7 separate regions of the Mus musculus genome follow, and all the other regions are linked to region 4. The links are chromatin loops, found by intact Hi-C in ENCODE. Cell type or tissue: left cerebral cortex. All regions are shown on one strand.

What was found. Hi-C counts contacts between places; a loop is a spot of excess contacts. Peaks named below come from ENCODE experiments on the same cell type or tissue, not always from the same donor. Only the 100,000 strongest peaks of a DNase experiment are listed, where the experiment ranks them.
Region 1: it touches region 4 in a loop (5-fold over the local background); 10 of 42 quality-filtered maps call a loop at or near these places.
Region 2: it touches region 4 in a loop (2.7-fold over the local background); 6 of 42 quality-filtered maps call a loop at or near these places.
Region 3: a loop joins it to region 4, with 2.3 times the contacts of the local background. A loop is called at or near these places in 3 of 42 quality-filtered maps.
Region 5: a loop joins it to region 4, with 2.6 times the contacts of the local background. A loop is called at or near these places in 4 of 42 quality-filtered maps.
Region 6: it touches region 4 in a loop (2.5-fold over the local background); 5 of 42 quality-filtered maps call a loop at or near these places.
Region 7: a loop joins it to region 4, with 2.6 times the contacts of the local background. A loop is called at or near these places in 3 of 42 quality-filtered maps.

The regions. Positions count from the first base shown.
Region 1 is chr12:34,662,805-34,666,804 of GRCm38, reverse strand. All of the region lies in intron 3 of Hdac9 (histone deacetylase 9), which reads left to right. Among named protein-coding and RNA genes, the nearest start is that of Gm46347, 120 kb to the left of the region's middle. In left cerebral cortex, a CTCF peak has its summit at 1,867 (motif pointing left); a DNase peak (open chromatin) is centred at 1,854.
Region 2 is chr12:35,006,284-35,010,283 of GRCm38, reverse strand. It overlaps Gm40385 (a long non-coding RNA gene), which reads left to right. Exons shown (of 4, transcript XR_872675.1): 3 at 2,725-2,822. Among named protein-coding and RNA genes, the nearest start is that of Gm40385, 13 kb to the left of the region's middle. In left cerebral cortex, no CTCF peak of the experiment used is centred here; DNase peaks (open chromatin) are centred at 1,333 and 1,758.
Region 3 is chr12:34,820,875-34,824,874 of GRCm38, reverse strand. The region is part of intron 3 of Hdac9 (histone deacetylase 9); the gene reads left to right. Among named protein-coding and RNA genes, the nearest start is that of Gm46347, 35 kb to the right of the region's middle. In left cerebral cortex, no CTCF peak of the experiment used is centred here; no DNase peak of the experiment used is centred here.
Region 4 is chr12:34,906,110-34,910,109 of GRCm38, reverse strand. The region is part of intron 2 of Hdac9 (histone deacetylase 9); the gene reads left to right. Among named protein-coding and RNA genes, the nearest start is that of Hdac9, 9.0 kb to the left of the region's middle. In left cerebral cortex, a CTCF peak has its summit at 2,399; DNase peaks (open chromatin) are centred at 2,432, 2,756, 3,395, 3,992 and 1 more place; H3K4me3 peaks cover 2,047 bases; H3K27ac peaks cover 1,345 bases.
Region 5 is chr12:35,181,082-35,185,081 of GRCm38, reverse strand. No RefSeq gene overlaps it. Among named protein-coding and RNA genes, the nearest start is that of Mir680-3, 12 kb to the left of the region's middle. In left cerebral cortex, CTCF peaks have their summits at 622 and 2,197 (motif pointing right); a DNase peak (open chromatin) is centred at 2,193.
Region 6 is chr12:35,014,698-35,018,697 of GRCm38, reverse strand. The region is part of intron 2 of Gm40385 (a long non-coding RNA gene); the gene reads left to right. Among named protein-coding and RNA genes, the nearest start is that of Gm40385, 4.9 kb to the left of the region's middle. In left cerebral cortex, a CTCF peak has its summit at 2,463; a DNase peak (open chromatin) is centred at 2,477.
Region 7 is chr12:34,996,323-35,000,322 of GRCm38, reverse strand. The region is part of intron 3 of Gm40385 (a long non-coding RNA gene); the gene reads left to right. Among named protein-coding and RNA genes, the nearest start is that of Gm33864, 7.4 kb to the right of the region's middle. In left cerebral cortex, no CTCF peak of the experiment used is centred here; a DNase peak (open chromatin) is centred at 2,338.

The DNA.
Region 1 (4,000 bases), 240 kb after region 4:
AGCTTTCTTACTCCAAAATGTATATCTACTTCATTGAACTTCTGTTTCTATTAAATAATCTAAATGTTTATACAGAACAGGAGAGAAAGACCATATGTCTTTATATAAAGACAGCAAATATTTTTTTCTGTTGTTAATGTTTCTATTTTGTTTGTTTCTTCATTTATTTCTAAAACAGAGTGTAACTATGTGACCCAACCTGCCTTTGTGCCTGATATGTTCAGCTCTGCTGAAATCCATGTTCACTTTAAACACAAGGTTGTTCAGAAAGTGCTGTTCACAGTAAAGTAAGAGCAGGGAGTCCCAGGTACCCATGCAGATTGGTCTTGCTGCTCATAGCTCTACTGTACTTGCATTTCAGAAATCTACAAGAAAGGAATTGCATGTTTGACCATGACTACCTGAAGCTTTTTAGAGGTAGCAAGTGCATTTAAACAGATTTACATGCTATACCATAAATATGTGCACCAAAATATTACAATACACCCCATAATAACTATAATTTTATAACTTCATGTGTCAGTATTTGTCTTAAAACTGCATTTAAATTCAAATAAAGTAGACTATGTTTAACATTTTAAAAAAAAGATTTATTTCTTTATTTTATGTGTATGAGTACACCATTGCTCTCTTCAGACACAGCAGAAGAGGGCATCAGATCCCATTATGGATGGTTGTGAGCCACCATGTGGTTTCTGGGAATTGAACTCAGGATCCCCAGAAGAGCAGTCGGTGCTCTCAACAGCTGAGCCATCTCTCCAGCCCTAACTTTTTTAAAGATCTAGAAAAATATAAAAAAGAAATAAATTTCTACCTTGTTTTATACCTCTTTTCCTGTCTCTACATTTTTTCATTTGATTCAAGCAAAGTGATTTAATGTATATTTGATCTATACTATATCTCCTTTTTCTTAAGGAAAAATTTTTCCTCAGTAAGTTAACAGTTTTATATGTATTTATTTTTACTAAGATGAATCATAGTTTTATTTTACTAAAAGTGGGAAAATATTGTGTTTATCTTCATGAGCCTACTAATCCGATAAACAGTTTAATATGGTCTAAAAATTGGTCAGAGCAACCCTATTTTATTCAGTTAACTATTGAATCGAGTCCTGACCAAATTCCGTGTGTATTTTCTAGAACTTCTGCATCAGAATATCTTTGAATAGGAAGGATCTGAACAGGGTTCCATCCTAGAGAAGGCCAGGTCAGAAAGCAACTGAGTGTACTCGCCCTGGCCTGTGTCCTGAAGATGTGGACAGTAGGGTTTTAATCAGATACTTAGGTAATTCCCCCATCTGAAAAGGTACTCTTCTTAAAGTCAGAATTCCTGTTTTGTAGACTGTATCCATTCTGTAATTTCACTTTTTGTAGAATGCACATGCCATGTTGAGTTGAAACTGTATATACAGGAACACATTTATTCTGTTGCTGGATATCTTTGCTGGCCTCTTTATTGTTCTCAGAAATGTCTCCTTCCTGTGTGTGGAAGTTGTTAATTCTTGCAGATCAGGCTAATCCTTCGTCCCTCTCATGTGTTAGAACAGGGTCTGATTCAGAGGCTGTAGACAACAGGAGGTTAAAGCCAGCGCCCTCTCCCTATAAGAATTACTGGGTTAGCAGAGAAGCACCTCTTAGTTTATTGTACTCTGGGACTTTTCATAGAAAGAGGTGAATATGTTCTTCTCAAGATGAATGCATCAGGTCATTTTTTTTCTTTTTCCTCTCAGGCTAAAATGTTCTATCAGCCCCTTGTTTTGACCTTATAACCATCACCTGTCTCAGCCCATCTTTCCTGATTGGTGCGTCATTCAGCCTGTTCCTTCACTTATGTTTTGAGGATTTGACTCCCCCTGGTGGCTCCTGGCGTCATGAGTCAGGGCTTCTTTTCACTTAGGGTTCTCTTAAAAAGGCTCAAAGAGCAGCGTTCATGTTCCAAATGCTGCAGCAATCTCTTGAGACTTAAGGTAGGTTTTCCAAAGTTTTTAGGAAGTCATTTCCCCTCTAAGAGTTTGCCAAAGGAGACTAGAGTAGACCAATGCTAATTTCGTACATACAGAAGAGACATTCTGAGTTCGTGAATACTAAACGTAATTGGTTTAATTACAAATCATTTGCTAAAAAAAGTTATGTTCTCATCCATAATTAAGAAAGTTTCTTTCATCCTCCTAAAATAGCAGTAATTGTGTTATAAAAAAGGAAACGAAAATGTTTGCATCGAAAAAGAATCCATAAAATGTTTGAAATTGATAGTTTGATGTGGCAATACATTAAATGAGATGATTTCAAAATACATTTAATTTGACAGCGCTCAGAGACAGGCAGTCCTCATCAGCATTCTTCTTTGTGGCTGCTTCAACATAAAAGAATTGTGGCCATTTAGATCTCAGAAATTGTCACTTTCTGTTTTAACTTTTATAGCCCTGCATTTATTTGAAGTGTCAACTTCTATCTCTCATTTTTCTTTTCCTTTCTACCATTAAGTTGAATTAAAGAATGGGTGTGAATGTCTTACGAAGACCCTTCTCTTTAGTTTGAAGAAGAGTTTGTTCTTTCTCTTGTCGTGAAAATGCCTTTTTCATTTAAATTAGAAATAGAACATTGGATAGACTCTTAACAAACTGTCCTATCTAAAAACGTTAGATGATTGCTTCTTATTAGCAATAGTTAATGGAGTTATTTTCCTACCTGCATTTGAAAAGGACCTGCTAACATTCATTGCAATCTCACAGCAAGAGCAGGTTGAAGTTTCCCATTGTTATCTGGGAACCCAGAGGTAAGAGTTCGGGGCTTTGATTTGTTAGGTCTCTTCTGCTTTTGTTTGTTTGTTTGTTTTTTGCGTCCTGAGTCACTCATTTGGTGTCTCTTCCTGTTTTTCAAAGTCTCCCCAATTTCTGTTAACTGATGGGCTGCTGTGTTTTACATGTGTGCCACCCAATAGGACATGACTTAGCCTCCTCCCAGTGGCTTTGGAGGAAGGCAAGGGATGTGGGATGTCCTCAGATCACCAGGGCATATCTCCTAGAAGGTTGTGATACCTCTGTCTCTCAGGATTTCTGCTGCTGGTCCCTGTATTTCCTGCAACACCTGCTCCTTGGAAAGTTGTCCTGGAAACTCTCTCTTTTTTTTTTTTTCTTTTTGTTTTGACTTTTCTCTTTTTTTCATTTTATTAGATATTTTCTTTATTTACATGTCAAATTTTTATCCCCTTTCCTCATTTCCCCTCCGAATACCCCACTAGCCCATTCCCCCTCCCCATGCTCACTAAACCACCCATTTCCACTTCCCTGTCCTGACATTCCCCTACACTGTGGCATCGAGCCTTCACAAGGCCAAGGACCTCTCCTCCCATTGATTCCAGACAAGGCCATCCTCTGATACATATATGGCTGAAGCCTTGAGTCACTCCATGTGTACTCTTTGGTTGATGGTTTAGTCCCTGGGAGGTCTGGGGGTACTGGTTGGTTCATATTGTTGTTCCTGCTATGGGGCTGCAAACTCCTTCAGTTCCTTGAGTTCTTCCTCTAGCTCCTCCACTGGGGACCCTGTGCTCAGTCTAATGGATGGCTGTGAACTTCCACTTCTGTATTTGTCAGGCACTGGCAGAGCCTCTCAGGAGACAGCTATATCAGGCTACTGTCAGCAAGCACTTGTTGGCATCCACAATAGTGTCTGGGTTTGGTAACTGTATATGGGATGGATCACCAGGCAGGACAGTCACTGGATGGCCTTTCCTTCAGTCTCTGCTCCGAACTCTGTCTTTATATCTCCTCTCATAGGCTTTTCTAAGAAGGACTGAAGCATCCACACTTTGGTCTTCCTTTTTCTTGAGCTTCATGTGGTCTGTGAATTGTATCTTGGGTATTCTGAACATCTGGGCTAATATCCAGTTATCAGTGAGTGCATACCATGTAGGCCCAAGAACTAGGGCTGATCTCTCTTTACTTCAGAACTGCTAGCTTTTTATAATTTGTCTTGGCTACTTTGTTGTGATAACATAC
Region 2 (4,000 bases), 100 kb before region 4:
GCAGCTCACATCTGTCTATAATTCCAGTTCCAGGACTTCTGACATCCTTACACAGATATTCATGATGGCAAAAATATAAGAATATAAAATAAAAAGAAATTATCTATTAAAAAAAGAACGATTTTGATCAACATGTTTTGAAAGATTCAGTAGTCCTGACTGACATAAATGAATACCCACTATTCCTTCACATCATTTCTTCTATAGTAGCTTTCTCCTTGTGTGTGTGTATATATAAACACACATAGGAGATGTGCGTACATACACAGCAATCACGAGGTAAAACGTTTATGTCAAACAAGCATCACATATGAAATGTAGTGACAAAAGTACTAGCATTTGTCGTCTACTTACCCATGGATGAAATCTAGGGTAAGGCAAGATTCTCTGTTTGTTTTTAGTGACTAGCTTTATCACATTTCTAGTCTCCCTGAGTTCATCCAAAACCTTCATTTTACAAAAACAGTTTTCTCATAAAGAGAATGCATCACACTCCAGCACAGTGACAAAATTCCTACTTTATATACACATAATGGAGGAGACTTTATTTGGGGGTCTTCTTTTCAAACATTTCATCCCACAGTCACTGGCTTGGCTGCTTTCATGATTTGACAAGGCTGACCATCACAGTGGGGAGCATGTACCAGAGGACCATGCCCACCTCTCCGTGACAAGGAACCAAAGGGAGAAAGGAGGGCCCTGGTTCCCAATGTCCTCTCTTAGGGCACACCTCTTGTGTCCACTTTCATCCCAGCAGGCCTCATCTCTCTTAAGCTTTCACCACACTTCACAAGCACCCCAGGCAGGCAATAATTTTAGGCAGGTCTTCCTGCCCCTTCCCATAATGCTGATGGGCTTTCTTGTCAGTCCTTGAATTTGGATACCTTTGGGGAATGTCTAAAAGTCATTTAGACCAACTTAGACCAAGAGAATTTCAACTGATTCTGTGTATATGTGTGTGACCTATGTTTGTATGCACATATGATAAATAGATTGAAGTTAAATTCAACTGTCATATAAATGGTATATAAAGTTGATACACATATGTGCATATATAAATTTCATGTTGTCATATTCTAGTTTCCTTGTTATTTCTCAGATTCCCTCAAACCAAGCCTTGTTTCTTTCTCTTGGCCCAGTCTTTCTGAATTCATGTCTTTTAATGTGGGTTTCTCTGCAAGACAGTTTTTAATTGTCTCTCTTGCTCAGTGCATGCAAGTCTATCAGCCAGTTCCAGTCAGTGGACTCAGATCATCCTTGAAAGGAAGGGTGCAATTTCCACCCACTTGGGAGTGCTTTGAAGGAAGGCATCATCTCCTCTCATTCTCTGAAAAACGGCACTATCCTCCTGGCATCCCAACCCAACGCCGCTCTCATCTTACACATGTTCCTTAAGACCCAGCAGAATAAACAATCCTAAGATGTCAAGCCACGCATTTCGAGTATAAAGTGTTAGACATGCGAAATATTAGGCTGAGCTCAGAAAATAAAAACTCTGGTTCTACATCCTATCGTCTCTACATGGGAATGTCACAGATCCAGTATCAAAATTTGCAATAATAAAACTCTTGAGAGTTTCAGTATTACAATTTCAGGCAGTTCTGCCCGCCCCTTTCCTTAACACCCACTGATGGGCTTTCTTGTTACTCTCTGATCATGGCCGCCCCCCATCTATTTGACCCTCCTGCCATTCACTTTTTGGCATGAGTAACTCGGCCTCTGTTTGTGCCTAGGTTCATTATGTGGCAGCTGTTTTCATTACCATCTCATTATGTCACTGAGGGGGAGACGTTTCCATGGTGATGCTGAACTGCATAAATAGAGATTTTACTACATTGAGATTTTATCTACTTGGGGTAGCAGTTAGAGGGGAGTTGGGCTAGAACCTTTCCAACAGGAAAAGAGCTTGTAAATCTCCCTTCTGTTTCCTGGAGTCTTTGCTTTATTCAATGAAGGTATGCTGTTATTATGAATTCTCCATAAATAGGAGATGATAAAGAAAGCCAATAGTTCTTCTTAATATTTATTTGACCTTCTGATATGTACATGGAAATTTCTAAACTAACACTGCATAGGAAAATTACTGCATCTATGGATTTTTTACAATAGTTCCACCAGAAAAAGAGACCCTGAATCCCAGGAAAAAATCAAGATGGGAGTTAGCCCAACCACTAATGTAATAATTGCTTATGCTTGGTAGCTTCCTAAGTTGTCATTGCCTGGGGAAATGAAGGTCATAACAACATTCAAGTGATTAGATCATACTTTCTCCACTCATGAATGAATGATACTCAATTTTCATTAATTGCTTTGTGTTTAATCCTGCATGTGCAGGAGGATTTTGTTAATAAATTTTCCCTGGCGGTAAGCCTTCATTAATTTGATCTTCCCTGAAAGCAAATCTATCCATGACAGAGATTTTTTTTTCTCACCATTTACTTTAAGACTTTTAGTCAAGGCAAACCTTATTTGTTTAATACCTTTAAGTTCTTTAAGGACTTGCAATTTTATTTGATATGACAGCATTGTACTACCTAAAACTCATCAGCAACTAAACAATTTTAAAGTAAATAGATTTTACATTATCAAATTATTAAGTATGTGTTTAAACAGATGAACCAACAAGGTAAGTATATTCACCATGATTAGATCCACTATGGCAGGGAATTCAGTATGGTTTGGAGTAAACTGTCCAATCTTTAACTCACGTGTTTCAACACTCAGTACCCAGGTGGCCATGTTGTTTTGGGAAGCTGTGAAACCTTCAGGAGGAGGAGCTCTTGCTGGAGGAACTACGTCTCTGGAGGAGACTGGCAACCAAGGTTTGGACCCTGCCCCACCTTCTGTGCTGTTCTTCTTGACCTTGGAGATGTGAGCAAGCAGCTGTCCCAGGCTCCTACAGCCATGGGGGCCAGGGATTTGATTACTGTGCAGTTTTAAATGTCAAGTTGCCATAACCTAGAATCACCTGAGAAGGGAGTCTTAAGTGGGGGATTATCTAGATCAGGCTAGCCTGTGGGGAATTGGCTTCATTGTAATTGAGGGAGGAAGACACAAGATGAACAAGAGCTGTCCCATTTCATGGGCTTGGCCCTGAACCATACCAATGAAGAAATCTAGCTGAGTAAAACAACAACAACAACAACAACAACAACAACAACAACAACAACTAGTAAGTAAGCAGGCAGCATAGATGCATTTAAGTCTTCTCTTCTCCTCATTGTGGATGTGGTGTGACGAGCTGCTTTTGTTCCTGCCTTGACTCCCCTAATGATACAGCAGAAACTGGAACTGTAAGCCAAATAAGCCTTTACCTCCATTGTGCTGCTTTTGGTCAGGATATCCTGTCAGAATGAAAAAAGGACAGTCACAAAGATGAACCAAACCTGTGGATTTTGATCATCAAAATATTGTTTTCATGTATGTAGTGAAATTGTACTATTAGCAGTATAGAGATTCTCCTACAACTTTTAACCAATAGGAGGTTGTCTGAGGATTTTGTGGCTGTGAAGAGACATCATGATCAAGGCAATTCTTATAAAGGAAAACATTTAATTGGGGCTGGGTTATAGTTTCAGAGGTTTCGTCCATTACTGTTATGGTGGGAAACATGGCAGCATGAAGGTAGACATAGTATTGGAGAAGGAGCTGAGAGTTCTACATCCAGACTGGTAGGCAGAAGAAAGAGATATTGCCACACTGAGCCTGGTTTGAACATCTGATACCTCAAAGCCTACCCTAAGTGACATACTTTCTCCAACAAAGCCACACCCACTCCAACAAGACCATACCTTCCAATAGTGTCTGTCAGTTCCTATGAGCCTATGGAACCATTTTCACTCTACCATACTCCACTCCTCGCACCCGTGTGCTTATGTCTATATCATAGTGCAAAATGCATTTAGTTTGACTTCAAAACTCCTCGTAGTCTATCACAGTCTCAACAGTGTTTAAAAGTTCAAAGTTTCTTCTGAGTTTCATGCAATCTCTTAACTGTAAC
Region 3 (4,000 bases), 85 kb after region 4:
TGATGCAGCTAAAGTATTTATTTATCCATTCAAAACTTACTGAGTATGGACTCTTTGTCAGGTAGTATGCTCTCCAGCAGGGATACAGCCTAGTAAAACATACATTCTACCTATGGACAGCACCCTTTGAGACAGAGACAGAAACAGTTAAAGTTTTGGCCCACTCAGTGCCATATGTATTTTAATGTAAGACTACAAAACCTGTTTCTTCTGGACAGCAGTCTAGATTCCATATCTTCTATATGGATGGCCAAGTTTCAAAGGGAAAAACTTTCAGGGCTCAGTTAACTTTGTGTTCCCCGAACAGCAGATAAGAAATCACGTAGGTCGGTGTTCAAAACGCAGATTCTCAGACTCTTTTCTGTCAGTGAGCTTTACCATAAAACTCTAGAGGGCTAGGAGTTAGATGAAAGATATTGCCACGTGCAAAATACTCTTCATTTGCCTAAAAGCCCTATTGATTCTCATCTGGTGGCATTGCAAAGAAGAAAAATGCTAAGTCTCTTTTGTTAGCTAACATTTCATATGGTAACCACATGAAATAGTCCATTGAAACCTAGAGGAGATATATTTTGTGGGGAAAATTCCAGAGCCTAACAGGTCTTATTTGCTTTCTAGGCCATCCCAGTTTTCTGAGGTAAAAGATGGGCCAAAGGGATGCTTACACAGCCTCTGTTTTTATTTTTATTTTTTCTTCAAGAGAAGTTTAACACAGAAGAGATTTTTCACACAACCTTACAAAATTTAGAAAACATGTTTGAGCTATAAACTGTTTCAAGAATAAAATAATTGTGTACATCAACCTTAAAATGATCTTGGTGTGATTTTTAATTTTGACAAATATAATTTTAATGATGTAATTTTCTAGAAAAATGAATCTATAAGAATTTTTTCAAGCACAGGGCCAATGTATATGGCACCTGGAGATCTGTGAAAAGCTGTGCCCTTTGGGGCTCCTCAGAAGCTTTCTGAAGTACTGTGGCTATAGCCCTGTCTACTCCATCAACCGATAGAATTTGTTGTTCATGATAACTTGCTTCTCCCTTCCTCATCACTGTGGGAATACTTACAGAAATGGTCTACCTGCTAACAGTAAGAGAACGAGCTTGTTTATTGAAGCAGGAGCTCCACAGCATTCTTGTGAATGTTGTATTCGGTCCATCTTCTCACATTCATTGGCAAATCTTGGGAAAAAAAATTACTGCAGGAATTTCCCTTCTTGTCTCGGTTTTGCTAAACAGCTGTATTCCCTTATAGAAATGTAGAATAGACTTAACTAATGATCAAAAAGTTCTTTGAAATATAAATTGTTATGGAAATGCTAAGTAGCATAAACAATTCGAGGGCAAGCATTAATAAAAGCTTTGCCGCAAGCATCTTTAAAGGGAACTAATAAAGGCTTCATGGTTCAATTAATACAGCACAACTGTGAGTTTTCTAGAAGCATATGGGACCCAGAAGGCCTGCCCCTGTTTTTAAAATTTACGAACTCTTTAATGATTCACCACTTTCGCTCCAGCGCGTTACCCACCGTGGTGCCGTTTGGTCATTAAGCAGGAAGCTAAAACCAGGACAAAGCTGCAAACAAATAACATAATGTTCAAGTGAGGATTTTTCTTCATTTTTTTTAACCAGTATGTTATCATAAAAATGAAAGCTAATGAAATAGACTCTTAGCACAAATGAAGTAGGTTATGGCTTCCCTAGATACACACTAAACCTTGGCTTTGTAGTGAGATGCGGGTCAGGTCCTATTACACGAAGCACCAAGTAGCCCAAACATCTTCAGGCTCTTAGCCAGTTATCTACTTCAAATAGTATTCAAAAATATTCCCAGATAGTAAAATAGATCAGTCTGTTGAAGATATTGTTGTGACAAGATTATATCCCAGGTTACAGTATTCGTGGGAAGCATTGCTATAAATTTATTACTTATTTTAAACTATTTTTCATCAATTTAACAGAGAAATGATTTATTCTTTTGCTACTTCTAAGTCAAAATTCCAAATTGGAAATTATTTTTGAAATATAGAGATGACGTTTTATTCATTTTCCAGTTCCCAAGCAATGGTGCTTGGGACAGGACTTTCTCTAGACTGTTCAGAGAGACACATGCCTTTCTCTACACTGTTCAGTGTCAATGTATTTGGACAACTTATTTGTTCTCAGTTTTGGTTTTCACAATTTACATGTGTGGGTAGTTTAGAGATTGCTTATTGCCTTTGCTGTTGTAACACTATAGACAAACCTTCTGTCTTAGTCACATGGAGTCTAGACACACTTTCCAGAGTCATGACGGTTATTTCTAGTTGCTGTACAAGGTCTTGTGTAGGTCTGGTCCTTTGAACTTCTTCAGGGTATGGTTTCAAGACATTGGGCACTCTTCTGTTGAAGTGATGGAAGAACTATGGAAGAAGTGAGATATTTGTGGTAACAGGTTCTGTGCTTTTGTTTGTATACCACTGGGTATAATTCAATCCCCTGGCATATCTAACTGCAAAGGAGGCTCAGAAACAAAGTATTACAGTTGTACCCTTCTAAGAAGGGACTAGGCCTTACATAATTATGATGTGCTGACAAAGGGGTATACTATGCAACACATTGTGACACACTACGCTTCCACTATAAGAATTGTTTAATATTCTATCTTATTTCATTTTATTTTGGATGGGGAGGTTGCAAATGCAGAAGGTGTGTGTAAATGGATGGGGTGGGATTAGGATGCATGATGGGAAATTTAGGAAGAATCAATTAAAAGTAAAAAAAAAATCTAGGCTAAATATACAGTGATAGATGATTTGCACTGATTTTTTTTTATGAACACAATTATAAAGCAGTGCTTGACTGGGTATTCTCTGAAGCTTCATGAGTGAAGCTGTGGTTCTGATACAAAATAATTGTGGACAGCCTTCTGTTGGCAACATTCTATGAAGCCCTTACCCAATGTTTTCCTCCTTTCTCTATTGCCCAGTGTTTGCCTTTAAGAGATTTAAACACCCCTCCTGTCTTCTTTTCCATCTCCCTCCACTCTCACAACGCTGTAATAATTTTAAGGGACTGCAGAGGGGAATGTGAGGTAGCTCAAACTTTTTTTTAAATCACCTTCAAATGCCTTACTTTCTATAGTTTCCCGTGTGTGCTCAATCTTTATGTTGTTTTGATTTGCGTGTATGACTCAGTGCACAGCAGTCTTTTCCATTTCTGATTTACTGTGTCTTAATTTATTATTAGGAAGCTAAGATCTCTGTGAACGAATTGTTCCTAAGGCAGTAAACCGAGGAAGCACAACATTTTCTGTTGGAGTAAAACACATGTGCGTGTTTATGCTGACATTTACTTCGTCTTGTTTTCTGGGACCTGGACGGCCTCGAACTTACATTAGGTCATTTTGCCTCTGTCTCCTGAGTGCTGCTTTTGTAGACATGCACCACTATGCCTGGCTCCAGCCTTCATTTCCAATTAAAGCTTATGCCTCCTTTACTTGGTTCCTTTAGTTCTCGCTCTCTTTTCTTTGTGTGTTGACAAGATGCCGAATTCCCACTTAGTGAGGAAGTGTCATGGACTTGAGGGTTGCCAAGCTGTCCATAAAAATTATAACCATTCATTTTCGATGGCTTTTTTGACCTAATAATTCCAACTTTAAAAATTAATGCAGTTTTTGCTTATTAGTAGCTGTGTGTATGTGTGTGTGTGTGAGAACATGTATGTTTATGGATGCCAGAGCACAACGTCAGGTGCCATTCCTCAGGTGCTGTCTAACTTTCCTTTTCTTTTGAGATACTTAAGTCTCTCATAGATCAACAGCTTGCCTTTAGGGTAGGCAGATGTTTGGCCAGCAAGCAGCAGGGATCTCTTTGCTTTGTCACCCCAGCACAAGATTGTAAACGTATGCTACCATGCTTGGATGTCTAGGGATCAGACTCAGGTCCTCATGTTTGACAGACATTTACTTTATTAACTGAGCAACCAAGGACAGCGAGTAAGTAGCAAAAAAGTTCAA
Region 4 (4,000 bases):
AGAGAGTAAGTTTACAGTGTAGACATGGGCAAATACTATTACAGACAGACACTAGTGTCAACACTGCAGTGATCCATTATGACACTGTTATAGTCTCTTGATGATTTAATATCAAGGGATAGAACCTTAGGAGTTACAACTCAGGACTTGTTAGAAAAACAAATATACTCCAATAGAGAGATAACCTATGAAATAGCTGGCCAGTGCTTCTCAAAGTTAGTTTTCAAAACAAGAAAAATATGAGGAATTCATGGCCAAGAATAGCCTAAAGAGACATGACAAGTACAACTCAGGATCCTAGCTGGGATCCTAAATAGAAAAGGGAAGTTATGTAAAAAGAAATGAAATATGACAAACCATGATTCTAGGTTCATTCTATCTGATTAACCATTTGCTAATTATAGGAAACATGCTAAGCCACTGAGAGCAGCTCATGATAGTAGTATTGCATGTGATGGCTACACGAAAATTCTACATGCAGGTTAAAAATGTGTGGGGCCAGAAGTGGCTTAGTTTTTTATTCATATTGTTTTTATATGTTGAAATATTCACATAATTACATTTCTTGGGGGAAGAGGCTGAGTCTAAATATGAAATCCATTTGTTTCACATATTCCCAAACATATAGCCTGAGGTAATTTCATTCAATATTTTTAGGGTATCTAGGTTTTCACAGCAACCAGTTATTATATGAGGTCAGGTATGACATTCTGGGGCTCCTGTCACGTTAGTTAAAAACCATTGAGATATGGGGATATTTCAGATTTGGGAATTAGGGATGCCCAATACCTAATGTAGTCTTTATTTCTCTTCAAATCTAAAACTTTTCTTTAAAAATAAATCCTACTGAAAACACCAGAAATAAAAAAAGAATTACCTGGTCTTCCTAGAGCTCAGTTGAGGAGAGAATGAAGCCAGAAAAAAAAATACAGAATCACACAGAGTATAGTACAGGCTTGAACAGAGAATACGAACTGTTAGAAGGAATTATAATACTTTAATTAAATTATAACTTAAAATACGTGAATCAGCAGTAGCAACCAGCAAGTTCTCTCTCTGAGTTGGCCCTGAAGTTGGTACTAGAATGATGAAGAAGAAAGCTGTCAGCTATGAACTATGCCTTATGTGGTAGAGGTAACTAATGGTAAATTAAAAACAAGTGGGAGTGCGTGGGTTGGAGAGCAGGGGGTTGAGGGATGGGATGGGGAGGTTTTCGGAGGGGAAATGAGGAAAGGGGATAAAATTTGAAATGTAAATAAAGAAAATATCTAATAAAAATGAAAAAAAAACTAACCTTCCCTAAATATAAGAGCAAACTCCAAGTTATTCTGTCCACATCGTTACACATGGGTCCATTTCATATGACCGCTGAGCTCCTAGAAATGTATACTGTTATGAGTTTCAATGACACTTTTCTAGAAAGTCCTTTTTGAGAGATGATAGAGTGAATTGTTCCTCTTGGAGTCGGTGGAAGGCAAACAAAAACGGGAAGAAAAGGTAGAAGGCCGGACACTTGACCAAAGACTCCATTTTGAAAAGCAAGGCCTGGCAGGTCAATAGGTATTTATCTGAATAAATAAACCTGGACAATCTGAAAAGCATGTCTGAAATGGTCCAGCCAACACCAATGCTTTCACCGTGGAGGGCCTGATATCAAGATTCGTCTACTGACTTTCTAGTATGGACAAGCTGCCCGACCACTGGAAGACATCATTAAGAGTGACTTTTATTTCTTCCCAAGTCTGGATCCCCCACTGGTTCCTCACCTCAACCAGCTTTCTTTTCTTTTACAAATATAAAGCCAACTGTCCACTCTCACTCCTGGGGTACAAATTTACAGTTGGGGTAAACTGTGGGGGCACATCTAGCTATCATAGTTATAGCCACTACAAATGCTGAGTCATCTTAAATGACATGGAATGTGTAGCCTTCAAGTTGTCCCAGGCTTATGCAACTCAGTTCTAGAGAGGAACACTGCCACTACCAGACCTTGCACAAATCATGTTGATCTTGTAGTCTCAGGTCCCTGAGCTGGAAATGAGGGCGCTGGGTTAGGGCTCTCTGGGTCTGTGTAATCTGTGAACGAGTGGTGTTTTAGCCAGTACAGAGGAAAACCATAAATGCACATGTAGACACTTGCTTTTATTGGTCTTTAGATCACCGTTTTTTTTAAAATTATAATTACTAGCCTTTTTTTTTGAGTGGGCAGGTGTTTAGCATTAGAAAAAATATATTCAGGATTAGCCTTTTTATTAAATATTTAGTGTTGCCTACTTTACAAAGCGATTTACAGACATTAGGAATATTAGTATAGACAAGTTATAGCTGTAATTTCTTTTTCAGTCTCCAAGGTAAAATACTAAGCACCAAAGACGCCCTCTAGGCAATTCCCGAACCCAGCAGTGCCTCCTTTCTGCCAGGGCGGGTTCCAGAGCGATGCTGCGCTCTTCCGTGCAGCCTTCAAACACGGCAAACCTACATAATACTTCCATCACCATGTTTCCTCACATTTCCCATTAGGTACAACAACAACAACAACAACAACAACAACAACAACAACAACAACAACCCCAAACGTAGCAGCATTTTCTTTAATCGCCCCCACAACCCCGTTCCCCCCAAGCTCCATGCCGGGTGTAGGGATGCACTAGGTCCTGCCCTACGGTTCTCCGTTCTCAGGGTGCTCCGCTCCCTACAGTCTGCGCGGCCAGGCGCGCACCTGAGCGACCGGGGCTGGAGGGCGCGCAGGGCGAGGCCCGGGCCGCGCTCCTCCTCCGCACCAGCCCGGTCGCCTGCCTGTCACCTGGCGCCTGCCGCCTCTGTCCGTCTCCCAGGTCCCCGAGCTTCACCAGACATCCCCCATCTCCCTCCAGTCCCCTGCCTCGCTGCCCGCGCGCCTCCTTTCCGCGTCCGCCCTCTGCGCCCCCAGGTGTCCCTGCAGCCCGGCCCCGCCGCCTCCCCGGCCGCCCCGCCCCGCCCCGCTCCGCCGCTCCGGGGCTCGGGCCCGGCCCCGCGGTCTCCCTCCCACCCCGTCCCCCCTCGCGCCCCTCCCCAGCGCGCGCTATTTTTAGCCCGTCCTCCGCGCGCCGCCCGCTCGGCGCAGCTCGCCGCCGCCCGCCTCCCGCACGGCGCGCAGCGCCTCAGCCTCGCGCGCCCCCGCCGCCCGCGCCCCGCCGCGCCCCGCCGGCAACTTTCCCTCCGCGCTCGGCCTCCTGCCTCGCCATTCCCTCCTGCGCTGCGGAAGATGGCTGTTTGGAGAAGGGGGCGAAGTTAGGGGCTCGCCGGCGCGGGGCGGAGGAGGGCGCGCAGCCTCGGCGGGAGCGGGCGGAGGTGAGTGGCACCGCAGCCGGGGCTGGCTCTGCCCGGGAAAGCCCTGGGAATTGGGGGCCACGCGTGCTCCGGGCGCGCCGCGGCATTCCCTGTCTGGCTCTCCGGGTTGGCAGCATCTCTGCCGGGACTTCCACTCCACTTGCTTTGCATCTTGCAGCCCGGAGCTTGGTGGGTACCATTGTCAGAAGTTGGGTGCTGGGTGGTGGTTTTGGTGAAGACCTTGGCATTTGGCTAGGCAAGCCTAGGCGAGGGTCGCTGGCCAGATTTTTACCTCGCCCTCCTGTCTCCCTCCTTACCCAAACACACACCCTATTCCTGTCGGAACCAAGCTATGAATGAAAAGTTTGTACTGCCAACGTGTTGCTTGAGGGGAGAAATACTTAGTGGGGTACCTTTGCTGTTTGGAGGGGCGCTTCAGTTCCAAGTCAGTACAACAGAGTACTGGGTTTTCAGAAAAGTTCAGGAGGTTGGAGGATGGGAGATGGAGCAGTGAAGTGCCCAGTGGATGAATCTTAAGCTCATTAAGGTAAATTCGGGGTACCGCAGTGGGGATGGGATGCAGTGAGGAGAGGGGGGCGTTCCCTGATCCCTGATTGCTTAGCTGGTAGCTTGGCTCTGAGGACATCACCCACTTGTCGGCAGTGAGAGGTGCTGGTGTCAGAGGCCTGTG
Region 5 (4,000 bases), 270 kb before region 4:
TCCAATGTCAGTAGAAGAAAAAGAGCTGAAACATACACAGTACAACATGTAATGATAGGAGGTGATCCTGATGTATACTTGGATGCATTTAGAAAATGTGTATACAAAACCTTTGCCTCCTCCTGTAACAACCCCGATGTCACAATACACAGACTCAGCAGCAGCAGAACTCGAATGACCCATCCCTCTCGCTCCTAACCTAGCCATGCTGCAGGAGCCATCCCTGTTCGCTCTAACTTAATCATGCTGCAAGACCCATCTCTCTGGCTCCTAACTAAGCTGTGCTGTGGGTTCATCTTTTGGTTAACAAGAACAACAGTAACAACAACAAACACAGAAAGCAGCTTGAGAGAAGCTTTGCTGGGTCTGTGCTCATGTTTGCCTTGCTTCTGGGCCTCAGCACAGAACATCTAGGCAGGGAGCATGCCGTAGAGCATAGGATAGGGTCTCACCCTAGACAGACAAGTGGGCGATGGGGAGGAAGGGTTGGGGGCCCAAACACACCCTCATTCCCTCCAAGGACATCCTTTCCCCCAGACACACCCTTTGGGCAACTAGGATGCATTTCCCAGCAGCCCATTCAGCTATGTGATCTAAACAGCTCTCAACAGCACCATCAGCTGGAGAGTAAGTTTCCCACACATGAGCCTTCTGGACAGATGCGCCCATGCAGACTTGTAGCAAATGGCCAGCTCTGTTCTGCAGCGAGTGCCCTGCACGGGCATAGAGACAACAAACTAAGACATTCATTCTGTCTCAGACCTGAGTAAGTGAAGCACACAGGTAAGTTTATAAAATGACCCCCCAAGGCTGAGAAAGGCGAAAATGAACATATATAATAAATAAAAGAGGGAAAAGCAACCCTTCAACATTGCATCTGCCAATGAGCAATTTGCAAACACAGTCCGCTGCACTAATCACCTCATTGTGGTAAAGTAAGCACCTTGCTCTCTGACCCGAGGAATAAGATGGAAGTGAGAAAGAAGTGGAGCATGAGGCGTGGGTACCAACGGCGGATGGCGCTGTTTTACATATTGAAGGTGGGTGTGTGTTAGGCAGGAATAATCCCTACTGTCCAAACTCTATATTCAATTGACTTACTAGTTTCATAACATTTCAAAGTGAAAAAAAAAAAAAGATTGTTCTGTTTTGTTTTTTTTTTTTTTTTGGGGGGGGGGGAGTGTTTTGCTATTTTCCTAAGGCTGGTCTCCAGCTCCTCCTGCCTCAGACACTTTGAGTCCTAGGGTGCTAAGCACGTGCCATCACAGTCGGCTGACAATAAGACAAACCACATAAACAAAAACAATGGCTCAGCAAGCAAAGGCAAGGAGGCTTACCACAGAGCCTGACACAAAGTGGATCCGAGGGACACACATGGTGGGAGAGAGAACCAATTCAGAAAGCTGTCCTTCCCCACTGGTGGCCATGTGACGTCCGTCTCACCCAACCCCCTTACACACATAAACGAGCGTCAACAACAAAACCTCTTTTAATGGTCAAGTTAAGTCCCGACCTATCAGAAAGACAGAAAGGTTACCTAAGCGACCTTTTAAAGCTTGTCACATTCTGCCCTGAGAACAAGTCTGTCCTGGGTGCAAGGACCATGATTTACAGTCACGTGTTTTGATGCTGCTTGGTCTCTGGGCCTCTGGTTTCACGAGCCCTAAAGCGGTGATTCTCAACCTGTGGGTCACGACCCCTTTGGGGAGGATCACATGTCAGATATTTATATTACATTTCATAACAGTAGCAAACTTATAAAAGCCAAGAAATAATTTTATATTTGGGGTCACCACAACACGAGGAACTGTACTAAAGGGTTTGCAGCGTTAGGAAGGTTGAGAACTACTGCCCTAAATGAAGCTAAGAGTCGCACCCATTCTCTCAGAGTCTTCCCTTTTCTCCTGCTGTGGGAGCGCTCTTGCCGGAGACAAAGCCATAGCTGATGTTTAGTCACATTTTGTGCGACACATCCAAGATTTAGAAATCTAAGCAATATTAACACTGGGAGCAGAAAGGGGAAAGAGATTGTGACTGTGAACACATAGGAATGTTCTGGATCTGAGCTGACTATCGGAGTCACTGTGAAAACTTGTGTTGGCAATATGTGAAAGACCAAGGTGTTTCCAAACTTTAGGTTTCCATTGGGAACAGACCAAGCCATTACACTGAGTTGTCTTTTTCGATTTGGCCACTAGAGGGGGGTGCTGCTTAACAGTTGGAGCCTTCCGGTGTAAGGGACAGTAGAAGGCTAGCTGGCTCCCTCAACTGTTTATCCCAGCACAGGCCAAAAACTAAGAATCTTAGTTTTCAGTTATGGTGAGCCCCTGTCACTTTGTAAAGAAAATCTGAGCAAAAGGTAATTTTTGTCTTCTTTGAAACTCATAGAATGAAACCAGCTATGCCACAAATTCTCCCTCACTCTCAAGCCCCGGCCCTGCCTGGAAAAGATGGCTATTTAAACGAGAGTGCTCATTGCTGTTCTAATACCTATTTTTCGAATTTTGAAAGTTGTCCTACTTCATAAGAGACAGGAAATACTTAAGACAGATTCCCTGGAGCATTACAGGGTATGTAGACATCTAAGGTATATTTCATAGAAGAAACTTATATAACAGTTTGGGTAAAAGAAAAGCCATTCATTTAACTTCAGAATTACAATGACTAAAACCTGAAGGAAAAGGATTTCCAAAATGATTATTTGGGAGGAAAAAATGTTTTTGTGTGTCTTTCCTACAGTGTAATAGCACAGAGGGCTCCTTGCTATACCTGCACTGAAGAAATGCGAATCAGAGATGTACAACTCAAAGGAGATGAAGCACTCACGTGACCTGGATTATTCTCTCAAACTTCTTTATGCCACAAAGTAATTTGAGAACAAATTCTTGAGGAAAACTCCACTCAAAATGAAAGTTAATTCTTAGACAAAATATAATATTCTCACTAAAATTTTAACACTCCACTTGTAATAGCATCAAAGCCAATATGGACATTTTAAGTAGAAAAAAGTCTGCTAAGGGCTGTGGAGAGAGCTGAGTCAGTAAAGTGCTTGAACAGGCGTGAGGGCTTGAGTCGGAGCCCCAGTATCCACCTAAAGTGCTGGTGTGGTAGCAGGTAGGAGTAGTCTCACGGGCTGGGGAGGCAGAGATAGCAGGAGGCCTGGGGCTGGTTGTGCAGCCAGCCTACACAAATTGGTGAGTCCCAGGTCTCAGTAAGAAAGTCTGTCTCAAAAACAAAGTGCAAGGCCTGGAAGATGAGTTCAGTGGGTAAGAGCATTGCTGAGCAAACTGCAGGACTTGAGGACCTGAGCTCAAATCTCCAGCACACACGTTCAAAACAAAACGAACAAACAAACAAACAAACAAAACCTGGAGGTCATATGTCTGTGACCTCTGGGATTGGAGTGCATACAGGGAGATCTTGGGAGATTTCTATAGAGCCAGGTTAGCCAGGTCAGTGGGCTCCCACTTCTCAAAGCAATAATGTAAGGAGTGATAGAAAATACAACCAGCTTGCTCTTGCTTCCATGTGTATGCATATACACATACACACACACACACACACACACACACACACACACACACACACACACGTACCACACATACACCACGAATGCATACACATACCATTCCCCACATACAAATAACTTCTTTAAAATGTGTGTGGTGAGCATGCACACCTGCATACTTATAGGAAAAAAAAAAGAGGGCACTGGGTTTCTTCTATCGGCCTCCACCTATTCCATTGAGGCAATAACTCTGAAGAAACCTAAAGACATAGGAAGTCTCTGTGTAACCCTGGGGTTCATTTCCTCAGCTAGCCTAAAAGCCAACAAACCCCAGATCCTCTTGACTCCACCCCTGCTTGTAACTGGGGTCACATGTATGCAGCTGATACTCAGGGATTTGAGGCTCTGGGATCAAATACTCTGGTCTTTGAGGTTGTACAGCAAGAACTTTAACCCCTGAGAGCTTTTGATCCCTCTACAATGTCTTATTTT
Region 6 (4,000 bases), 110 kb before region 4:
CCCACCCCCCCACACTCCCCTACCCACCCACTCCCCCTTTTTGGCCCTGGCGTTCCCCTGTACTGGGGCATATAAAGTTTGCAAGTCCAATGGGCCTCTATTTGCAGTGATGGCCGACTAGGCCATCTTTTGATACATATGCAGCTAAAGACAAGAGCTCCCGGGTACTGGTTAGTTCATATTGTTGTTCCACCTATAGGGTTGCAGATCCCTTTAGCTCCTTGGGTACTTTCTCCAGCTCCTCCATTGGGGGCCCTGTGATCCATCCAATAGCTGACTGTGAGCATCCACTTCTGTGTTTGCTAGACCCCGGCATAGTCTCACAAGAGACAGCTCTATCTGGGTCCTTTCAGCAAAATCTTGCTAGTGTATGCAATGGTGTCAGCGTTTGGAAGCTGATTATGGGATGGGTCCCTGGATATGGCAATTACTAGATGGTCCATCCTTTCGTCACAGCTCCAAATTTTGTCTCTGTAACTCCTTCCATGGGTGTTTTGTTCCCAATTCTAAGAAGGGGCAAAGTGTCCACACTTTGGTCTTCGTTCTTCTTGAGTTTCATGTGTTTTGCAAATTGTATCTTATATCTTGGGTATCCTAAGTTTCTGGGCTAATATCCACTTATCAGTGAGTACATATTGTGCGAGTTCATTTGTGATTGGGTTACCTCACTCAGGATGATGCCCTCCAGGTCCATCCATTTGCTTAGGAATTTCATAAACTCATTCTTTTTAATAGCTGAGTAGTACTCCATTGTGTAAATGTATCACATTTTCTGTATCCATTCCTCTGTTGAGAGGCATCTGTGGGATTGCAAGCTTGTACAACCACTCTGGAAATCAGTCTGGCGGTTCCTCAGAAAATTGGACATAGTACTACCGGAGGATCCCGCAATACCTCTCCTGGGCATATATCCAGAAAATGTCCCAACCGTTAAGAAGGACACATGCTCCACTATGTTCATAGCAGCCTTATTTATAATAGACTCCCGGTAATTTTATACCCTCTAAAGAGTCCTCAGAATTCCAAGCAGGAACTACCTCTAGCTGGCAGAATCACACCCTTGCCAGAGCACCAGACGAAGCACAGATAGCTGCTGTGGATACTCTAGAGGAAGCAGCCTCATCTTCCACACCTGGGATTAAAGCAAAAACATATGCACATAACATAGATAAGGGCAAGGGAAAGACAGCATGTGTCCATGTGTCTTCTCAAATAGAGAATATAGATGTAAACATGTGATGTGAAAGCTACGTGGGTGGAGGCGTGGCATGCTACTGGGATTAAAGGAGGGGGAACCAGAGGCTGGGAGAAGGGAGACAAGCAAGGGTAAGGAGGGTGAATAAATGTAAGCTTATTACTCTATAAATCACTGCTGATTTACACATATGAAATTCTCATAATTAAGTCATTATTTTGTATTCTAATGAAAATAAAGAGGTGGGACCAGGTTGGGTATAATTCAGCTCCCAGGCCATTGGTTACTGATCAATGGAGATAATAATGGAGAGAGGGGAAAGGCTTGTTAGAGTTTTATGGGAGAGAATGAGCCTAATAAACTTGTGGGCGGAGGGCATGAGAATGAGGAAGTAGTCAGGTAGGAAAGAAATGGGCCATTACATGAGGCATAAAAAGTCAACAAGCCATTTCCCTCTCCCTCGCAGCCTTATAGATATCATTTAGGTGCATGGCCAGAGTAAAAGGTTACCCAGGTGGCAGACACACACACCTCAGGATTCTGTAATTCATGCAAGAGGAACTAGCTGACTTCCATAGTCTCAGCTCAGACACCTTATACCTAGAGAAAGGTGAGGCTGGACCCACCGGCCTGTGGGACGTTAAGACAAAGGAAGATATTTCCACTCTGTGATTAGGTAAATGTTTGGGGGTGGAAACAGCTGTTCACCATTTGTCACGCCATGTGTATTTTCTTCTGGTTCCTATGCTAATTTCAGGGGATCAACTAAGGGTGTGTTTTTAGAGAAACCTAGATAAGGGAGTGAGGTATCAGCTGTCCAGACCGTAGCACTTCATTAAAACTGCCCAGTTCATAGATTTGGACATCGATCCCATCACGCCCTGGAAGCCTCTGGTGTGCGAATGTAAGAAACAGCAAAAGCAATAACAGAGTGTGCTGAAAGTCTTCCAGAGATTTATACCATGAACCATTCCAACTAACTTGTCCTTTGGTGTAGTATCTTTATTTGCTAGTATTTAAACAATTCCCCAGAGATTATTGTTAAAAACAACCGATAAATCATAGCCTTTTGACTCTCATAGACCCATGCTCCTTTTAGTAGACCTTCAAACCTACAGAGACAGGATACAGATACAGGATAGACTGAGTGAAGGACTTCCAAGCATATGTTAAAAGTGAGACAGCTGAGCTGGAGACCCCTCAGGCTGATCCGCTGGCCTTGATACTTCATGTTGAGCCGAATTCCCATCTCAACTCTAGGTGGCAGTTTACTCCATGGTTTCTTAAGCTGTTTAAACAGGCAATAGATTCATTCACAGTTTTTTCCATGAATGCATAATTTTGTGTAAAAATTAGTTCCTGGCTCTTGGGATCTGTTAAAAATAGATCTGATTTTCAGAATAAAATCATGGCTCAAGGTACAGGTTTTCCATGTATCTTGCCATTCTTGATTGCATCGACTGAATAGGATAAAGCAGACAAGAACAGATAGAGATGAAGGTTTTAACTATCTTTTTTTAAAAGAATGTAATCCGCTTTAGCATGGCAATAGTTCTCTGTCAAAGTTGTGCTCCCATCATGCAGAAGAGAACGCATCCTGAATGATCCCTGTGAATATGTAATGTTCACCAAATCAAGGTTATGCGGGACTCTTAGTGCTCTGAGACTAGTTAGAGTATAGACTTAATTGAAGGAAAATTGTTCTACAAACAGACAAACCAAAATGAGGATTATGTATACCTGTGTTTCTTTGCATCTTTTTTTTTTTTAACCTACATAGTCAAAGTTAGAGTTTAGATAGATTCAAGAATGGTGCTACACCTTTCAAAACAACGCTTCCTCACAGCGCTTGCACCGAAACACACTGGCATGGGATGTACTGTTTTATTTTTATAAGGGACTTAAAAGTAGGATATGCAAGAAGATAGCTCTTTAGCACCTTTAGGAGAAAATGCAAGCAGGGCACACCAGGCTCCTGAGTGCGCCCAGAAATCAGAACACTGAATTCTGAAGTAGCACAAATAGCCTGTACCTGGCCCACAGGTGAGTCTGCACTCTCCACATCTCTGTTTATATGTTTGTCCACACAGAGACCCTGGTGGTATAAGCGTTCCCTGTCCAATACAAGGTAATACCATAGATTACCAACACAGTCTATAGGCTTCCATTCTATAAGTAGTTGTTTACATGAATAAAGCAGACACTGTTCCCTATAGCTGTCTCTGGACAGGTTTATCTCCATGCCCTTTACCAACCCATGGGCATTGCGGTCTGGTCCCAGGAGCCCCAGGAATGCCGGCAAAGCAGATACCACAAGAACTTTTCACTTCAGATTTCTTTCATTTTTAGTATCAGCAGAAGAAAAAAAAATGCATAAAGGATTTAAACTTTGCCTCAAAGATAGGATTTCTTTAAAAAGAAGCTAAAAATACAATCCTGTGTCTTTTTGAGTGAGAAACAAGATTATGTTTGTGCCCAGCGCCTGGTACATGGTATCCCGCAGTTCTCACTGCTCTGCATTTTATAAATGGTCCACCGAGAACCTCAAAGACCCTGGCTAATGTGTCAAATACCTAAGAAGCTGTTATTTGGAATTTGCTTGCTTGGGCTTGTCCTATTCCTACGCCCTCCTCTGTTTTTAGGAACACTAAGAATCTGTACATCAGAGGGCACCATCATTTAAATGAAGAGACATCCTACAGAATGAAAAAAAATCTTTATAAGCAAGACACCTGTTAGAGGATTTGTAGCTAGAATATACAAAAAACTGAGAAAACCCTACTCATCAATAAAACAAACAGCAAG
Region 7 (4,000 bases), 90 kb before region 4:
GCATTGTATGTTGATTTCCCTTTCCTGCCTTGGTGAGAACGAATAGTATGTTTTAACACACTGCTGTTACTTAAGTTTGATTCTTTCCCCACTCAGTTTATTTTGCCTCGTTATTTCTTCTTCTATGAGTTAACACCATTTGTTTGTTCTACTCTCTCCATGGCAATCATCTGTTTGATTTCTCTTCATCCACTAAAGCTATGGTTACAGAGACTTCATCAGATGTTGTACATATAGTCAAGTTTAGCATTTGGCTTTTCTTATTTTACTTTTCTCTTCAGATTTCTTAAGAAGTCAAAATGGTCAATATTTAAAATCCAATATTTATTTATTTATTTATTTAGGTGCTGAAGCTTAAATTCTTTGATCAACAACTGAGCCAAGTCTCCAACCTCCTTTTCTACTTTAGGAGGGAGGGGTGACTTTTGTTTGTAGTACAAAGAGAAGCCCAGACAAATGGACCAAAAACAGCCAACAAACACTACAATCAGTTTTCAACCTTCAAAAAAACCTTTATTAAGATTCTAATTACCTACCTTTTTAGTAGAAAAAGAAAACCAGCTATTGTGGTGTGCCGTTGTCTCATAGAAAAATGAAACCTTAAGCGATATAACTATACAGTTGGTCCACTATGCCCAAGTCTTACCAGAGGTAAAGCTAAACAAGCAGGAAGTGCCTGTGAAAGTTTAATCTCACCAAATTCTCTTTGGCAAAACTACAGTCAGCAAAACATGGGAAGCTTGCCACATTTAGTAACACTTAGGGAGATGACCATGGCAGAAGACAACAGACAACCATCTTGCTTGTTTTCTCCCATAATCAACTCCTAAATTTGAACATTTAAGAACCAAGTTAGTTCCCCACCTGGTACCTGGCATCTGTGTCAGTCGGTAATGCAAGCCATAGATAGAGCTCTCAAGTTCTGTGGAAAGTTAGCATTGAATTACCGGCTAATGTTACTCTAGAAAAACTCTGTTCATTACTACATGGATCTGAACCAACTCACACATCCTTACATTCGTCCTTCAGTTTATGATGCTGAACGTATGGGGCTCTGGCTTACAAGAGAATCGCAAAGATGAGATTGCCTTGTACTCTCATTTAGACAGTTAATTTTATCTTTGTTTTCTTCCATTGTGTTTCTCGATGGTGCAAAACTAATTGGCTCTTATCACAGTTACATTACCTTCAAAGGCAGATAAAATTAATGCAAAGTAAAAGATCACTATAATCAGAGATATCTGGTCGAAATGGAGACAGCCTCCCTTAAAGTGGCTGCACGATCCACAGAGGACTCTGGCAGAACAATAAATCATGGCTTTCTCCAGGTTATCATCCCGGGCTGCGGTTCATTATTTTGTATCATTCGTTTTAACCTTGGGTTGTCCCCTCAGCATCTGCTCTGCTGTGATTAATTCTGCTGATGGAAATAAACTGTCGAAGGGCAACACTGTGCTGCATGACTAATTAGCAGACCAAATTATGTCCATAAATTAACATTTTGTTTTTATCCATTTAAATAAATCAAAGTTGTCCAAAATTATTATGGGCAGACCGCTTTCATATCAATTTAGGTTTGTCACCTTTAGCTGGGTCAGTTTGCACTCTTTTTGTGTGCCTTTTAGCCGACTACTTTTTAAATGTTTTCCAGCCTTAACTTTCCTGAAACTCTCTCAGCTCTCCAGTTACACGTTCCACAGGTTCTCTTCTTTAGCTCAGCTCCCTCCTGCCCAATTCCTAGCTCTAGTTCCTCATTCTCTCTTTTTATTGGTCGTGTGGAAATGAGTGTTATTTCAAAAATCAAAATGTTTCTTGAAAAAAAAATCTTTGAAGGCCTCTACTAAAAGAAAAGTCTGAGTACAGGGCCAAGGTACTATTCTTAAAAAAAAAAAAAATTATAGTTTTCATTCTGGGCATGTGTGAGTAGGTGAGTGTGCATGTACTTGCCTAAAAACACACATGTGGAGACCAAAGGTTGACATTATGTGAGCCTGTGACATTATGCTCGGCCTGCTGTCCAGGAACCCTCCAGAATCCACCTGCCTGTCTCCCTAGCCCCGGTGTTACAGGTGTTCGCCAATGCGCCCTGCTCTTGTGTGGGAGCTGGGGATCAGACCCAGGTTCTTACCCACTGAAACATCTCCAGCCACTATTTTTAAAAAAGCCTTGAATAGTAGTAGTAGGTCTCAGTAAATGTTAGAAATCTGCATAGGAATTCCACGTGCATGAATATAAATTATAAAACCGAGATTATTTCATCATCAGGACAGACGGTCAGGAAATGTTGTGTGTATTCTGCAACACTGGTTGGTTGCTTTAGAGACAGTTTGTGGAGCATGACTCAGCCTTCTTGGAATACTGTTTCATTGGCCTTATTTTGATAAATGCAATTCAGCCCTTTTCAGGAAGAGACCTGCAGTAAAACTGAATAACCTAAGCAGTTACAAGTCAGCAAGTTAATTGCAGGCAGTTCTCTATATGACTGTAATTGCCATGTATACTGGGCTGTCTATTAGGGCTGTATATGGAGGCTGTACATGGGACTGTACATGGGGCTGTATATGAGAGCTGCATATAGGGACTATATATAGGTGCTGTATATGGGACCTGTATATGAGAGTTATATATAGGTGTGGTATATGGGGGCTGTACATGGGGGGTGCATATAAGGACTGTATATAGGGACTGTATATTGGGGATGTATATAGGGGCTGTACATGGGGCTATATATAGGGGCTTGTATATAGGTGCTGTATATGGGACCTATATATGAGGGCTATATATAGGAGTTGTTTATGGGGGCTGTATACAGGGGCTGTATATAGGAGTTGTGCGAGAGTAGGCTTTTCCCTGTTTTAGTCATGCTTTGTTTCTTCCAGTAGACTTACACTGGCAGCTTGTTTGACAGTGTGAGCATTCTCTCCATAGAAATCTGCATTGCTAAAATCAGGACTTTTGGTTTCTTGATAGCTGGCTATTAAACATTCACAGCATTCCATACGATGCTAAAAACAACTGCTGTATATTTACTCTCATATCAAATTCTCAATTGGTTCATAGCAAAGGGTCTGTACCCTCCTCTGCCTAGCTCTTTCTCTCTTTCTGTCACCACTGCCTGTTTTTGAAATACACGCCATAGACATTAATATTTGTAATAAATGTCTAAGTTTAGTGTACTAGTAATCCCAGCACTTGGGAGGCAGAGGCAGGAGGATCTCTGTTAATTTTAGCTCAGCCTTGTCTACATAGTGACTTCTAGGACAGCCAAAGCTATAGAGTGAGACACTCTCTCCAAAAAGAAAGAAAAAGAAAGAAAGAACAAAAGAAGGGAAGAAAGAAAGAAAGAGAAAGGACAAAAGAAAGAAAGAAAAAAGAATGAAAGAGAGAGAGAGAGAAAGGAAGGAAGGAAGGGAGAGAGAGAGAAAGAAAGAAGGAAATGAAGGAAGGAAGGACAAAAGAAAGAAAGAAAGAAAGAAAGAAAGAAAGAAAGAAAGAACAAAAGAAAGAAAGAAAGAAAGAAAGAGGAAGGAAGGAAGGAAGGGAGGGAGAGAGAGAAAGGAAGAAGGAAAGGAAGGAAGAAAGGAAGGAAGGAAGGAAGGAAGGAAGAAAAAAAGAACGAAAGAAAGAAAGAAAGGACAAAAGAAAAAAAGAGAGAGAGGAAAGAAGGAAGGGAGGGAGGGAGGGAGGGAGAGAGAGAGAGAGAGAGAGAGAGAGAGAGAGAGAGAGAAACAAAGAAACAAAGAAAGAGAGAAAGAAATTTTTACTTTGGTCTGTTACTGTTTCCCTATTTAGAGTAAGTAGACACTGCTTCAGTGTCCCTAGGGGAAGTATTGCATAACAAAAATCCAAAAGAAACATACATTAATTTCATGTTAAGACCTGGATTCCATCACCTTTCCCTACCTCTTTCTCCCTGTGTATGTGTGTATGAAACCATTGTAAAATCTGAAAAGAAATACTTTTCAAAGTCCAAAAATATTTCTGGTATTAAACATTTCAG